2 separate regions of the Homo sapiens genome follow, and region 2 is linked to region 1. A link is a loop called in an ENCODE intact Hi-C map of the cell type or tissue named here. Cell type or tissue: PC-3. All regions are shown on one strand. Each heading gives the region's core, and the rest is flanking DNA. Links, peaks and the distances in the headings are about the cores only. Region 1 has its middle 45 kb from the start of MED13. Region 2 overlaps MED13 (mediator complex subunit 13).

Region 1 (8,338 bases), core at 272-8,271:
TAGTTCCTTGCTTCTTTCTCTATTTCATTCCATATTTGGTTTCTTTAAGTTGTTCATAAATCTTACTTAATAATCTGTATATGACAATTCTGATTCCAATTCTTCATTTCTTACAGATACAAATTTATTGTTTGTTGTTTCTATTCATCCTAACTCATGATGTCTTATAGGGCAGTGGCATGACCTCAGCTCACTGCAACCTCCACCTCCTGGGTTCAAGTGATTCTCCTGACTCAGCCTCCCGAGTAGCTGCGATTACAGGCACATGCTACCATGCATGGCTAATTTTTTGTATTTTCAGTAGAGACGGGGTTTCACTATGTTGGCCTGGCTAGTCTTGAACTCCTGACCTCATGATCTGCCCACCTTGGCCTCCCAAACTGCTGGGATTACAGGCATGAGCCACTGCGCCCAGCCAGTGATTCCAATGATTTTTTTCTTAATTGTGAGCTTATATTTTATTTAACTTAATTGTGGAAATCCCAAGGACACGCACTGAGAGTTGCTTTCCTCCAGAGAGTACCTGCATTTGATTCTGTAGGGAGCTCTCAGATAAAATTGATCAGGGATCTCTGAAGCTCCCTTTGCAGAATCAGGCTCAATGACTCAGGTGTAATTGCCACACCTTGCAGTGCACTTCCAAGCTTAGTCTCCTTGTTCTAGGACTGGTACTGGCTGGTACTGGCCTTTCCGACTTTTATGCTTATTGTTTCCCGTTCTTGTTTGAACTCACTTTTTAAAAAATTTTTGACCCCTTTCATGAAACCCTAGAAAAAATTAAAAATGTATGTTAGTTGTAATTCAAATCAAGATTTAATATATCTTAGCTAATGGGCCCTTTATCCAGCTTTCCAGGTTACCAAAAATAGATGTTCACACAATATTTCTAGCCAAGTAACAATTATTGGATAAAAGTTGTGGAGGATTCTTCCTTTAGTATAATTTTTTTTTTTTTTTAGATAGAGTCTTGCTCTATCACCAGGCTGGAGTGCAGTGGCACCATCTCTGCTCACTGCAAACTTCACCTCCAGGTTCAAGAGATTCTCCTGAGCCTCAGCCTCCTGAGTAACTGGGACTACAGATGCCCACCACCATGCCCAGCTAATTTTTGTATTTTTAGTAGAGGCGGGGTTTCACCATGTTGGCCAGGATGGTCTCAATCTCCTGACTTCGTGATCCACCCGCCTTGGCCTCCCAAAGTGCTGGGATTACAGGTATGAGCCACCGCGCCCAGCTGCTAAGCTCTTTATAAACATTGTTTCATTGGCTACTTACAACAACCCTGTAAGATGGGTATCAATATCCCAATTTGACAGTCGAGAATACTGAGAGTCACAGAGACCAAAGTGTAAGATGTTGGTACCATTATTGAGGAACTCCTTATTTTCACTGTGAAATAATATACAGTTATATATATATATCTGATGATGAAGGGCAGAGGGTTCCTCAAGGTGAATTCAGAACTACCATATCTCAACTACCTGGAAGATTTTATTGCAAGTAATGAGCAGTATTTTATAAGGATGCATGCATGTCCCCCAGGGTGCCTGCTATGCTAAAACCTCCACCTTGAAGAAGCAATGTGCTTTTGATAAAAGCAACTTTAGCTATGAAGACTCCATTGCAATTTGTACAGCTGTGTAATCGAAACTACTAAAAGGCAAGTTAATATATTATTCTACTCACAGAATAGCAGTTTGATTCCTATGACTTCTTGGCACATCTGTTTGGGATATAAATCCTAAGCAGACTGAGCTGTCACTTTCTAAATCTTCAAAATGCTTTACTAAGCAAAGTCTTTAGTGTGGTTAAGGGGAGAAAAAAAATTAATAGACTCCCAAGTGAGTGGAGTAGTCTAGCTCACTGCACAGTGTTTAAGGCAGGTGCAGGCGAGACTGGGGACTTGAAGAAGGTGCACTTTGAGTTAGAGAATACACACATGCCTACAAGCACCAGAAGGTGAGTCCTCTTGCCAACTAGATAATTAGAGAGGGTCTTTGGGGAATAGGTTGCCCATGTTTACAACGTGTTTAATTTTTCTTACTGGCAAGAGTTAAAATTACAATTAAGTAGGCTTGATTAGAGATGCCAATTATTACTGGCCTTCCCCATATCCCTTTGGAGTAAAATCCCTACCCACTCAACTTACTGAGTGGGCAATGGGCCACATGACCATGACTGCAGCGAATTGGTCACCTGGTCCACGGGTGTGGCCTTAAGCTGTATCCAGTGACCTATGCCTCTTGAGCTTTGGTTTAAAAAGTTAAGCAGAAGTCAAATCTTCCCTCTTGGGAACTCACAATAAAGTGTCACAAAGGAAAGCTTTGATTTTTTATGAGCTGAAACTGAAAAGCCACAGAGCTTCGGGAGCTAGAGTGGCTTTTTTTTTTCTTTTTTTTTCAGCCAGGGGCAACGGGAATAAGCTGAAAAGGCTGGTCCAGAGAGGGTGGTGCTGATTCACTGAGAGGTTAAAAAGCCCCTAGAGGGCCGGGTGTGGTGGCTTATGTCTGTAATCCTGGCACTTTGGGAGGCCAAGGCGGGTGGATCACCTGAGGTCAGGAGTTTGAGACCAGCCTGACAAACATGGTAAAATTCTGTCTCTACTAAATACATAAAAAAAATTAGCTGGGCATAGTGGTGCATGCCTACAATCCCAGCTACTTGGGAGGCTGAGGCGGGAGAATGGCTTGAACCAGGGAGGCAGTGGTTGCAGTGAGCCAAGATTGTGCCATTACACTCCAGCCTGGGCAGCAAGAGCAAAATAAAATTCCATCTAAAAAAAAAAAAGCCCTAGAGAAAGGAGGCAGTGGCTGTTCCCTAGTGCTACTGCTGTAGTTCCAATCCTTTCCAACGCTGTGAGGTTCAGTTGACTCAGGGTGTGGTACACATTTGTTTTTCCTATGAACCATCCTTTTGAATTGTCTTTGAGTAATGAGTAACTTGTCTCTAGTAAATTGACTGTCTGTTTCTTGCAACCAAAATAACAGTGTGGATCAGACTGTGGATCATCAGTATCCTGTCTAATGCTGCTGTGGGTGTTAGTACGTAGACTGTATTCCAAAGTCCCCTACTTCTTTCCTGTTTTAGTAGGGCTCTTACATTACAAGTGGCAGAAAGCCACATCAAACTGGTCTATAAAGGGGAATTTATTGGAAGGGCTGGAGTATCTGATGAAAAAACCAAGTCTGGAAAAGGACAATGGTATTCTTGGGCCTCAGGAACAACTAGAACCGAGAGCTCAAGCCCTGTCAGGACTCTAGCTCTAACTCTTGTCTCTGCTTCTCTCTACATATTTTTTTATAAGTTTAGTTTGTTGTTGTTTTGCTTTGTTTTCAGAGATAAGGTCTCATTCTATCACCCAGGCTGGAGTGCAGTGGCACTCATCATAGCTCACTGCAGCCTTCAAGTCCTGGGCTCAAGGGATCTTCCTGCCTCAGCCTCTCGTGTACCTCGGGACTACAGGTGTACGCCACCATGCCCAGCTTTGAAAAATTCTTGGCTGAGGTCAGTGGCTCACGCCTGTAATCCCAGCACTTTGGGAGGCCAAGGTGGGCAGATCATGAGGTCAGGAGACCTCATGGTTAACCAGGAGACCAGCCTGGTTAACATGGTAAAACCCCGTCTTTACTAAAAATACAAAAATTAGGCCGGGTGTGATGGCTCATGCCTGTAATCCCAACACTTTGGAAGGCTGAGGTGGGCAGATCACGAGGTCAGGAAATCGAGACCATGGTAAAACCATGGTGAAACCCTGTCTCTACTAAAATACAAAAAATTAGCCAGGCATGGTGGCACACTCCAGTAGCCCCAGCTACTCAGGAGGCTGAGGCAGGGGAATTGCTTGAACTCGGGAGGCGGAGCCTGCAGAGAGCTGAGATTGTGCCACTGCACTCCAGCCTGGCGACTGGGCAAGACTCCATCTCGGGGGAAAAAAAATCTTTCTTCTTCATACAGACTAACTTCTATATATATATGATGATCTTTGAGAGCATCCCAATGTCCTAAAGAGACTGTATGGCTTGTTAAAGCATAGGACCTGAGTCAGCTTGAGTCAGGTTGAGCTGGTTTTAAACCCAAGCTAAGCCATCAACTAACAGGGAACTGTTGGCCTTTTAGCTTAACCTTGACTTCTATATAACCGCCCCCCAACCCCATGAGCCTTGATTTCCTTTTCTAGAGGGTGGAGATGAAAAATAGGTGCCTACCTTCCAGGGTTGTTGTGAAGATTATTTATGATAATGTTTATAAAGCATTTAGTTCAGTATCTGGCATTCAGGTTAGTACTTATGACTTTCCTGCCAAATTCAAAACCTCAAAAGCCTTCTCCTTTAAGAACATAGATCTTAGTCTATCTTGATACATCAGCAAGTTGCAGGAGGTGAATTGAATTACAAGGGACCCTGCAGAAGTAAGGCATGCCAGGATCTGATAGCAGCTCTCTGAAGTAGCTCCATTAAACTGTCACTGGAGGGTGCTAATACGCCTGGGGACATTTTAGCAGGCTCTAGCACTGAAACTCACTGCTAGGCTAGGTGCACCCACCCATGGCCACCGGAGGGTGCCAGATCCTCAGGATGGGGAGCTGGCCCAGACACATTCTCAACTGGCCTAGAAGACTGTTCTTGGAGAACTAGCTGAGCTAGGGTAAGCAAGGAGGACCAATCAAGGAGCAGGTGCCTTACTAGCTTATTGGGGGTGCCATGCCAGGCAGGAACTCTGGAGACCTGGGACAAGACTCTAAGCAAACACTGAGCCTCAGGAAATTCTCTACATGGTCTTGGTCTAGGTTGCAGTCTCAAACTATCATGTCAAAGGGATCAAGCTGAAGAATCAGGGAACTGTTTTGTTTGTTTGTTTGTTTTTTGTTTTGAGACGGAGTTTCACTCTTGTTGCCCAGGCTGGAGTGCAATGGTGTGATCTCTGCTCACTGCAACCTCCGCCTCCTGGGTTTAAGCGATTCTCCTGCCTCAGCCTCCCAAGTAACGGATTACAGGCATGCGCCACCATGCCCAGCTAATTTTGTATTTTTAGTAGATATGGGGGTTTCTCCATGTTGGTCAGACTGGTCTCAAACTCCCGACCTCAGGTGATCTGCCCGCCTCGGCCTCCCAAAGTACTAGGATTACAGGCGTGAGCCACCACGCCCTGCTAGAAGAAGGGAAGTGTTAAGACATCAATACAAGAGCGCTGGGGATATTAGGAACCTGATTTGAGTTGAAGAACCTATACGGAAGTCAGACATGGCCAAGAGAGTGAGATAAAGGATGGAGCCCAGAGATATGACCCAAGACAAAGGTAGCAGAGGCCAGGAACCTTTGACAGACCATCTGTCCTGCAGGCTGCCATCTGGGAGGGGTCTGCTTAAAGTGTTGAAGTCATTCAGACTAAACTGTACAATTATTATTTCAGTCTAAAGTAAACTCTACTGATTAACTCAGTTATCCTCTAAGATAATAGATATTAAAACACAAAGGTACTTAATATGCAATTATCTAATGAGTAAAAATGATTTGTCACTTATTATATAAACTGCAGGTCTTTGTGCACCATCAGAAATCTCATTATGGTATAAAGTTGTAGAAAAAAAAGCACTAGTAGTAAAAGTTCAGAGGTGATTTTAAAAACATTTATTGGGCTGCAAAAATATAGAAAATATAGAAAAGGATAAAGAATAAAACAAAAAAATTATTTCTACTCTCATCAATTTTAATTGGTGTTTTTTTTTTAAGAGACGGGGTCTTACTATGTTGCCCAGGCTGGTCTCAAGGGATCTTCCCACCTCGGCCTCCCAAAGTGCTGGGATTACAGGCATGAGCCACTGTTTCAGCCTTTAATTGTTCTTTTAATTTTATTTTAAAAATGTAGTTTATGATTTATTCAGTTTGCTATTTTGCCTTTTTTTTTTTTTTTTTTTTTGAGACAGAGTTTTGCTCTTGTTGCCCAGGCTGGAGTGCAGTGGCACAATCTTGGCTCACTGCAACCTCCGCCTCCATGGTTCAAGCCATTCTCCTGCCTTAGACTCCCGAGTAGTTGGGATTACAGGCACCTGCCACCATGCCCAGCTAATTTTGTATTTTTAGTAGAGACAGGGTTTCTCCATGTTGGTCAGACTGGTCTCGAACTCCTGACTTCAGGTGATCCACCCGCCTCGGTCTCCCAAAGTGCTGGGATTACAGGCGTGAGCCACACTGCACCTGGCCCTATTTTGCCTTTTACACCTACCATTGTCTCATAAGTATCTTTATGTAACAAAATTATTTTTAATGACTGCATATGGGAGCCATGAATTTCATCTATATATATCATAAATTACTATAACACTTTCACCATTGTTGAATATTCAGTTGTTTCCAATTCTAAATTACATTATGATAAATACTTTTGTGCACAAAACTACATTCACATTTCTGATTAGTTTTTTGTTGTTGTTGTTGTTGTTTTGAGAGGAAGTTTCGCTCTTGTTGCCCAGGCTGGAGTGCAATGGCACAATCCCAGCTCACCGCAACCTCTGCCTCCCAGGTTCAAGTGATTCTCCTGCCTCAGCCTCCCAAGTAGCTGGGATTACAGGCATGTGTCGCCATGCCTGGCTAATATTGTAGTTTTAGTAGAGACAGGGTTTCTCCATGTTGGTCAGGCTGGTCTGGAACTCCCGACCTTAGGTGATCCACCTGCCTCGGTCTCCCAAAGTGCTGGGATTACAGGTGTGAGCCACTGTGACTGGCCTCTGATTAGATTCTTAAAATTAGTAGTTCAAAGAGTCTGAGCATTTTTTTTTTCAGATGGAATTTTGCTCTGTTGCCCAAGTTGGAGTACAGTGGTGTGATCTTGGCTCACTGAAACCTCCACTGCCTGGGTTCAAGCAATTCTCCCGCCTCAGCCTCCCTAGTAGCTGGGATTATAGGTGTGCACCACCATGCCTGGCTAATTTTTGCATTTTTAGTAGAGACAGAGTTTCACCATGTTGGCCAGGCTGGTCTTGGACTCCTGATCTCAAGTGATCTGTATGCCTTGGCCTCCCAAAGTGCTGGGATTACAGGCATGAGCCACCACACCCGGCCAGCATTTATTTTTATTATGATAACTTGCTGTAGCTAATATATTTCTTTTATGTAACTGAATTTATTTATTTTGGCATTTTTTTCTATTGACTTAATGATTACAATGTTTTTCTTTAAGAGCAAGATGAATATCATATTTTCTTCTAGTATTTTAAGATGTTATCTTCTTATATTTAATGCTCTAAATCAGCAGGGTTTCCTTCTGAGATATATGAGGTGAGAATTACAGTATTCTTATGGAAAGGCAAAGTACTTGTGACAGGGCTCCCTGCTTGTGGAAAAACAGCCACTGGTCTGGGTAAAGAGGACTCATGGTGTGTCCCGACTTACTCCTGGGTGACTCTAGCTCTATGCTAGGTGCCTGTACTAGGCACTATGAACCGCAGACATTTGGATTTTGCTTTTATTTATTGTAGCTACAGGAGGATTTCCAAGAATAGAAATGTTTCCTCTACTCCCTAGTGTTTTGAAATAGAGAAGTCACCTGGCCATTTCACTGCCAAGTTTATGAGATAGTAAAATCCAAACACTTAAGTGTTCATCTAGGTCTGTCTGAACAGCACCAGGCTCTAATGTTCCAAACACATTACTACAGGATGCTGGATACCTGGAGATGATGCTTCCAGACCACGAAGGTGGCCATGGTAAATGATAACCCATTCTTATGTCAGCTAGTTGATATCAACCAGCCTAGCTTCTTCTGCAGAGACTGACTGTTGCCCGAGCCACAGATCACTTATCTTGGGGCCATATGACCCTGCTGCACTGTTAAAGGTGTTGGTTTCAATGGTGTAGGGCTTTTTGCTTCCAGGTAAGTCAAAGCTGGGAAAGAGACAAGTAAGTCTTCAACTGCTAGAGTGCTTTATCTAACTCTATAACTAGGGAAACTTCTTCCTTTTGAGAAGGTAAATTTTGGTTTAGTAAAAGCAGAAGGCTGTAAGAATCCCAGGAATAATTGTACCTGGCTGGGTACAAAGTTTACAGCCATGATGTAGATAACCATGGGGCTCTCTAGCCCAATTCTTGGAGTTGGCTTGGAGTGACGCTTTGGCCAGTGGTCAAGGAACCTGGCTCCTGGGCTTATGTTCAGATTGGGAAAGTATTTCAGGAGATTGTGCAGGTACATATGACCTCCCCAAAGTCACACACAATGCTATTCCTTAAATGACTGAGACTCTACATAGGCAAAAGGCAATGCCATGATTTAGACTTACCAATCTATAAGGCAGTTTTTCTCTCATTTTCCTTCCAAATCTGGATAAAGTTGTAGGCTCCTTGAA
Region 2 (8,338 bases), core at 299-8,298, 110 kb after region 1:
CACTCCAAACTAGAGTGAGATACTTGACATGGTCTTTTATATGCTGAAACAAAAATGCTTTTTTTTCTTATAGTGAAAAGGATTTTGTTGGAATAATTGGATAATTTATTACCTGCTGTTAATATTGCTTCAGATATGATGTGACAAGGATCAAAATAATAGTTGTCTCCTTGTAGAAAGTGGTACAGCCAATTGACAAAGTTAGATGATGTTCCCTGTCATTAAAATAAATTCCATGAATTACTGTTATTCTCTTTTGATGGCTTTTTTTTTTTTTTTTTTTTGAGATGGAGTTTTGCTTTTGTTGCCCGGGCTGGAGTGCAGTGGCGCAATCTCGGCTCACTGCAACCTCCGCCTCCCAGGTTCAAGTGATTCTCCTGCCTTGGCCTCCCGAGTAGCTGGGATTACAGGCGTGTGCCACCACACCTGGCAAATTTTTGTATTTTCAGTAGAGACGGGTTTCGCCATGTTGGCCAGGCTGGTCTTGAACTCCCTACCTCAGGTGATCCGCCCACCTCAGCCTCCCAAAGTGCTGGGATTACAGGAGTGAGCCACCGTGCCCAGCCCTCTTTTGATGGCATTTAAACAACCCTCTTAAATTCTTTCTGGAAGCACTTACAATTTTAAAGATGTAATATGATCAAACACCTCTTTAGTCATAGAGTAATTCATTCAGAAGCCTGGTTTGTTTATATTAGTAAATTGGTGAATTTCTGTCACCTAGTCATTGTAAATATCTATTATTATTTTTCCATTCTTTGAGTTTTGAAAGTGCATTTAAATGTTTAGCAGTTAATTTTAATAAAGTTAATTACAGGGCTGTTGCAAGTCCTCTGCATTTTGTATCTCTTCTTAGGAGTATTATTTTTCTTTTTAAATTCATATTCTTAAAAGGTATTTTTAAAATCAGTTTCAATAAAACTGAAGTTTCTCTTACGCAGGATGCTGTGGGGCACTGTTAGTGTATAAAATAAATTTACTCTTGACCATAAATGAAATTGTAGTCTAATGGAAAATAGCATATTATCTGATAGAGGTATAAATAAAATATAGTACAGACACAGAGTGGGGAATAATTTAATTCCATTTATGAAGCTCCAGAAGCTTTATGTAGTTTGGTATGGTTAGATTATAGGGGTGCTCCTTAGTAGTTTGGTGTGTCATGATGAGAAATGAGACCTGAAAAGCGTAGGACTATAGAATGGAATAGCAGAATAGTATTCATAAGTTTGTATATTATCCTTGAGATGATGGAGGGACTATTGCAAGTATTGAGTGAGATAAAATGACAAGTTTTAGAAAATAAGGATTTTGGAAAAACTCACCAAGTAATGTTATTGAAAGGTTGCTTGAAATGAAAAGATATGTCTGTGTGAAAGGAGATCAGTTTGGACAACTCATATAGAAAGTGATGTGAGGCCGACACTGGGAAATTAGAAGTAGCAGGGATGTATGAATGTTATAGATGCTGTGGAATATATTTTGAAGAACTTTGCAGCCAGTTAAACAGTAAAGTAGGAGAATAACAGGAGAGTTTAAGGCCAAGCGTATTTAGTTCATGAGGTAGAAAGATGAGAAAGAATAGGTTTGAAGGTGTCTGTACCATTGTTTTTACCCACTTTAGGCTAAATCTTACCAAACTTAATTTTTCTGATTTTTTTAAAGTAGCGTTTCTAAGTAGAAGTACCTTGGAATAACTATTGAAATACCTAGGCTGGGCGCAGTGACTCACGCCTGTAATCCCAGCACTTTGGGAGGCCGAGGTGGGTGGATCACGAGGTCAGGAGTTTGAGACCAGCTTGGCCAACATGGTGAAACCCTGTCTCTACTAAAAATACAAAAAATTAGCTGGGCGTGGTGGCAGGCGCCTGTAATCCCAGCTATTCAGGAGGCTGAGGTAGGAGAATCGCTTAAACCTGGGAGCCAGAGGTTGCAGTGAGCCAAGACCACGCCACTGCACTCCATCCTGAGCAACAGAGCAAGACTCCATCTCCAAAAAATAAAACAACAAAAAACAAAACTATTGATACACCTTATGAAAGTAAGGTCTTGCTAAATAATGAAGGTCTGGCTAAATAATAATGGCATATCCACTTAAATAAGCAAAGGAAATCTGTATAGGCTGATATGAGAAGCTCTGTATGTAGATGAGGAACCAAAGTACATATGTGCATACATATATGCTGGCATATACCTAGGTTTTTTTCCACCTTAATTAGATGATAGAAATAGTACTTGTTATCTTGAAGGAGAGAGATTGATACTTAGGCTTTTCATCTTTTTGTACTACATGACTTTAGCTATGTACATGTAATGTGAGTACATCGTAAACATGTGAATGCAGTTTGAGGTGCCTGCTGAGAGATTCCATCAGGCGGTTGGGATCATGTCTGAAACTTAATAGAGGGGATTGCTGATAACCCAGTTAGAGTAGATATACAATGCAAAAGGACAAGAATGCATCAGTAGAAACAGAGAACTAGTGGATTTATAATAGTGGAACTTTTACAGGTATGTGACTTCATAGAAAATTACGGTAGGAGAAATTCAAAGCTTTGTTTTATTTGTGTTAAGTGAAACTCCATTTTCTGTTTGGTGTAAATAAATGTTTCCATTGATTGCTATTGAAAGGTGGCACTGTCCTTCCATAGTAGTGGGTTAGTGAAAGAAATTAATACTCTTGATTTTTATTTTTTCTTTTTATGAGAGAGGATCTTGCTCTGTTACCCAGGCTATGGTGCAGTGGCATGATCATGGCTCACTGCAGCCTTGAACTCCTGGGCTCAAGCCATCCATCCTCCTTAGCCTCCCAAGAAGCTGAGACTACAGACATGTGACAATACCGCTTGGCTAATTAAAAACATTTTTTTTTAGCCAGGATTTTAGACAGGATCTCGCTATGTTGTCCAGGCTGGTCTTGAACTCCTGGTCTCCGGTGATGCTACTACCTTGGCCTCCCAAAGCGCTGGGATTACAGATGTGAGCCACTGCACCCAGCCCTCTTGATTTTTCTGATTAGCAGTTTCAGGTGGTGATGGCTACCTAACTAGTATAGCATTATAGAATTTATCATTTCTGAGTACCTTTTTTATTCTTAGACTTTCATGTGTAGCAATTTTATGTTTAACTTTTCATTGACTATGTTTGTAAAAGTAAAATTTCTCTAATTTGTTAGAATTTACTTGTGGGGAAGGAGAGGTTGGAGTGGAACATAGCATAACCCATATATAAGATACACGTGGCAAATATCTTTTTTTCTAATTCTTTTTAGTTTATCTATTAGTTAATGATAGCATGTATTTCAGAATAGAGGCTAAGAACCATATAGATTTTAAAGATAGCAAAATTTCTGGCAAGAAACATTATATCTTTTTTTCATGGGTTTAGCACTTAGTTTTAGAAGAATTTGTGATTGTTTAGTCTGTGATTCTGATTCAGAGGGAAACCTGTCTAAACCCTGAGCAAAGAAAGAACTGTATTTGAGCATAGTTCTTTACATGTTTTATTCTGTAGCCAAAGTATATCAGGATATCTTAGCCATGATATTCATCAATAGAATTAACTCCTATGTTGTGTTAGTGGTATACCAGATTTGTATGTATATAGTTGTAGAATACATTATTTGATCTCTAAAACATAGTTCTGAATGCCTTTGATTCACAGAAAGAAGTCTGTGATGAAATAAACTTGTTTTGATTTTTCTGTACTCTAAATCTTTTAAGTAAGTCTTCTATATTTGCTGTTTTATTTTAATGCAAATAAAGCTTTCCTTTGACAGTGACCTTGGCTCAGTTTAGGGATTGATTCTGAATATAGGAGACGGTAAAAAAAAAAAAAAAAAAAAAAAAGTACCATTTAAAAAGTGGGAGATTTTAGGCTGGGCTCAGTAGCTCACACCTGTAATCCCAGCACTTTGGGAGGCAAACATGGGAGGATCACTTGAGCCCAGGAGTTCAAGACCAGCCTGGGCAATATAGTGAGATCCTGTCTCTACAAAAAATAAAAAACTAGCCAAGTGTGGTGGTACACACCTGTAGTCCCAGCTACTCAGGAGGCCGAAGAGGGAGGATACTTTGAACTCTGGAGGTGGAGGTTGTAGTGAGCTGAGACCGCACCACTGCATTCCAGCCTGGGTGACAGCAAGACCTTGTCTCAAAAAAAAAAAAAAAAAAAAAAAGGCGGTGGGAAGATTTTGACATTATTGCATTCATTTGTTTCTTAACTTTCCGTCTGTAGCTTATCTGCTTCTATAATTGTCATCTTAAAAACTGTCATACCTCATCTGGAAGAATTTTTATTGAATAAAGGCATAACAGCATATGCTACCATAAGCTATGTTAAATTCTATATGAGTACATTTCAGGATAGTATGTTATTGTCATAGTAAAAGGAAAGAGTTGCAATTAATGAATAATATAATGCTTTGGGCCTTGCAGCACTTCCTGTTCATGGCTGTACCTGATCTTTTTGCAGTTTGTCTGTATTTAGCTTTATGTCTAATTGAAACTGTGTCTGTAGTTAATTATTTGGCTGTATGTGAAAGTTCGTTTGAGGAAAGGAGAGGGTTATTCGTATTCTAAAAGTGTATGTGTACTATATAATTGATGTTGACAGTATGGTAATTAGAGTTTTTTTATCTGGCATCTCTTAAAAGTAACAATTTTTAATTCTATTATCAGCTTTAAATATAGAATGTATAATGTAAATGAATTTATATTTTAAAATTTATTGTGTCTTGATACTCTTGAAATTGACTACATTTAAATTCTTTGCACATGCTAATGTCTGTGAGAATGATTCAATAAAATAACAAACAGTCATATTTAGGTAATGCATTTGGTTTACTCATTTTTTATTTTAATAGAGCCCTGTGCAGTAGAGTTGGTTTTTTTAATAATGTTACTGCACAGTAGTCTAGCAACTACTTATGTAAACAGTGTGAAGGTTTTTATACTTCTGCCAGAGGACAACGTAATATGAAACACCGAGTTTTATTTGTCTCTACAGAGAGTAGTAGTGTCTTTCAGGCTGGGGGAAGGGAGATTTCTTATACTTTATTCCCTAAGGATAGTTATTTGAATATAAATACTTAAAATCTTTTCATTTCTGACTTTGCCACTATGTGACCTCAGCAAAGCCCTTGATTTTACATAATTTCCACATCAAAGTCAGGGATAATACCCTTTGCTTCTTATCTTAAAATATTATTTTAAGTATTAAATAAGAAAAGTACATATCAAAGTAGTTAGAATTACTATTTTAAAAAGATTTGCATTAGTGAATATTTGGTAGACAATTCAGCTAACCGTTATTTAGAGTCTAATGTGGTGAGGTAAAAAACTACACTTGATACTCAGCTGTTTATAGAACAGAACTATCCTGATGATTAATTATAAAACATATCCCCAATGACAGTGTGCTAGCATTATATTCCCACAGCAGAAAGTTTTTGTATGCTTGGGATTTTAGTTTTTGCAATAAATCTGGGGCGTATTTGGAATAATAATGATATGTATTTGAGCATTTGATAGCATGTTTAGAAATCAGTTTTTGTTTTGATGGCCTACTTTGCCCCGAGTTTGTAAGAGATCAAGTGCTACTAGTGTTAGGCATTAGTGAATAGATGAATGAGATAAGATTTGCCTGTGAGTCAAAGAATGTACGATCTGCAAATACCTTCATTGCTACCAGACCTTACATATCTTACAATTTTTGTCTTAGTACTCAGAGTAGATAAGCAGTGGCATTGGTACCTTCTAGTGTGTAAAAATTGTTTATTTCAAAGTACAAGATAGTGTATTTTAGTAGTACTAATGCAAAAACATCTCAGTCTGTGATTTTTAGATTTCATTTATTCACTAGCAAGTATTGACACCTATTATGTACCAGGTACTCTAGGCATCTGTGCTAAATTAGTGAACAAAGGTTAGACCCCTGTCCTTGTGGAGCTTTTATGTTCTAGTGTGAGTGACAGTCAACTATGAATATAATAAATTATGTAATATGTTAAAAGATAAATGCTATGCAGGAAAATAGAGCAGGGTAAGGGGGATTATTATTGAGGCAAGTGGGCATGGGCATATTGCTATTTAAAATAAAGTAGTTATGGGCTCATAGGTGACATTTAAGCAAAGACTTGAAGGAAGTGAGCGAGTTGGCCATGCAGATATTTGGAAGGAGAATGTTCCCCATAAAAGAAATAGCCAGGAATGGGTCTGGAACCCATTGAGGAACATAAAGGAAGCCCTTGGAAGCAGTATAAGAGAGGACTAGAATAGTAAAAGATGAAGAGGAGAAGAACAAGATGATGGGAAGTTTTCATAGGATGGTATAAGGACTTTGGTTTTTTTCTCAGAGTGAAATAGTCATTGCAAGATTCTGGCCATGATCTGACTGCAAGCTTGGCTGCTAGCTACTGTTAGGACAACCTGAGAACCTTAGCTTTGTAAACCCGAGAGAATAGGAATTTGAGAGTCTAAACATGTCTTATGCAAACCAGAAGCTAATGATTCTGTGTTCACACTCACCGAGCAGTCGGGTCTTCAGAGAGAAAAAACTCCTGATGCTTTCCAGGGTTCTTTGGTATAGATCAGCTTGCTTCTTGTTGTGGCATCCCTCTTTTATCCTTAGATTTCAGCTTTCTGTGGTCTGTCAGTTTCCACTAGCTCATCTTTCCAACTTCCTTGTTGTCTTCTCTTTTATTCTGTCATCTCCTGTCATTTTATTGGTTATTTTAGGAGAATAAAGAGAAACAATTTCTTAGTTGCTGTGTTGAACCAGAAGACTAATAACTTAAAAATTGATGTGCCAATGTGATTAGAAAACTCAGATACTTGCACTGAAACTTCACTTTCCATTGTGAAACATCTTGCCAGAATTAATAGTAATAATGCTATTTTCATGAAACACAAATCAGGCCTTCAAAAATTTAAAACTTAAAGTATATCTACTCATGGCAGTAAAAAAAAAATACATAATCACTTTCCTTGTATAAATGTATAAATTGTTTAAAAGTATTTTACTCACTTTTATAAAGCTCCCACTTTGAGTCACTGTACTGGAGCAGTTTAGATTTAAGAGCCCCTTTCAGGGAATGGATTTGTACAAAATAGTGTGCTTGAGGACTTGAGAACCGTGAGTTACCTAAACCGTGAATTACCTAAAGACAACATATTTTGGTAGAAAGATCATATAGTTAGGAAACTTGGATTTTGGCCCCATTTCTCTATGGCTAAATTTTAGACTTCAATAAATTATTTAATATTTTCATGCCTCCTCATTTCTGAAATAAGGGATTGTAGGTTAGATAATCTTTAAGTAATTCTAAAAACATTATGATACTTAACGTCATTTTGGAAATTTTTAATGCTTATGTGGATAATTAATTTTTTTTAATTTTTTTATGCAGGTTAATGGTGCAATGTAAGAAACCTTTAAAAGTTTCTGATGAATTAGTGCAGCAATATCAAATTAAAAACCAGTGTCTTTCAGCAATAGCATCTGATGCAGAACAAGAACCTAAAATTGATCCATATGCATTTGTTGAAGGAGATGAGGAATTCCTTTTTCCTGATAAAAAAGATAGACAAAATAGTGAGAGAGAAGCTGGAAAAAAACACAAGGTAAGAGAAATCACAGTACACCAAAGGGTCACTGTTGATTTTGTAGCACTGCATATAGTAACACTCTTACTACCACAGTTATCTCACTTCTTTTGTCTTAGAATAGAAAGAGTAATCATTTATTTAGAAAAACTTATTTTTGCCCGGCTGCGGTGGCTCATGCCTGTAATACCAGCACTTGGGGAGGCCGAGGCAGGCAGATCACCTGAGGACAGGAGTTTGAGACCAGCTTGGCCAACATGGTGAAACCCTGTCTCTAATAAAAATACAAAAAGTAGCTGGGTGTGGTGGTGTGCGCCTTGTAATCCCAGCTATTCGGGAGGCTGAGGCAGGAGAATCCCTTGAACCCAGGAGGCAGAGGTTGCAGTGAGCCAAGATCAGGCTACTGCACTCCAGCTTGGGTGACAGAGCGAGACTCCGTCTCAAAAAGAAAAAAAGAAAAATGTATTTTTTTGAATGGGTAAATCAAGCACATGGTACCAATTATAGCTGACCTCTGATAATGAAAATATTTTGTTGTTTAAAAGTTTCTGGGTTGGATAAAGGGCATATTAAACTTGTCATAATTGAAATCAGGACATTTAGGTAGGCTATTTTGACAGTGATTTTAAAATATGTTGTAAGTGAATTACCAGTTTTCAAAGATACAATAAAATATACATCACTGAGTTTAAAAAATATGTGCTATTTTTGAATATGTGATTCAGGAACTTACA

What was found. A loop is a pair of places that touch in the nucleus more often than their neighbours do. Peaks named below come from ENCODE experiments on the same cell type or tissue, not always from the same donor. Only the 100,000 strongest peaks of a DNase experiment are listed, where the experiment ranks them.
Region 2: it touches region 1 in a loop (3-fold over the local background); 2 of 110 quality-filtered maps call a loop at or near these places.

Annotation. Positions count from the first base shown.
Region 1 is chr17:62,105,835-62,114,172 of GRCh38, reverse strand. No RefSeq gene overlaps it. Among named protein-coding and RNA genes, the nearest start is that of MED13, 45 kb to the right of the region's middle. RefSeq lists an enhancer at 7,007-7,569. In PC-3, for the core only: CTCF peaks have their summits at 4,312 and 4,524 (motif pointing right); DNase peaks (open chromatin) are centred at 2,902, 4,062 and 4,522; H3K27ac peaks cover 1,345 bases.
Region 2 is chr17:61,994,436-62,002,773 of GRCh38, reverse strand. MED13 (mediator complex subunit 13) reads left to right here. Exons shown (of 30, transcript NM_005121.3): 10 at 7,409-7,622. Among named protein-coding and RNA genes, the nearest start is that of MED13, 67 kb to the left of the region's middle. In PC-3, for the core only: no CTCF peak of the experiment used is centred there; a DNase peak (open chromatin) is centred at 4,953; H3K27ac peaks cover 2,056 bases.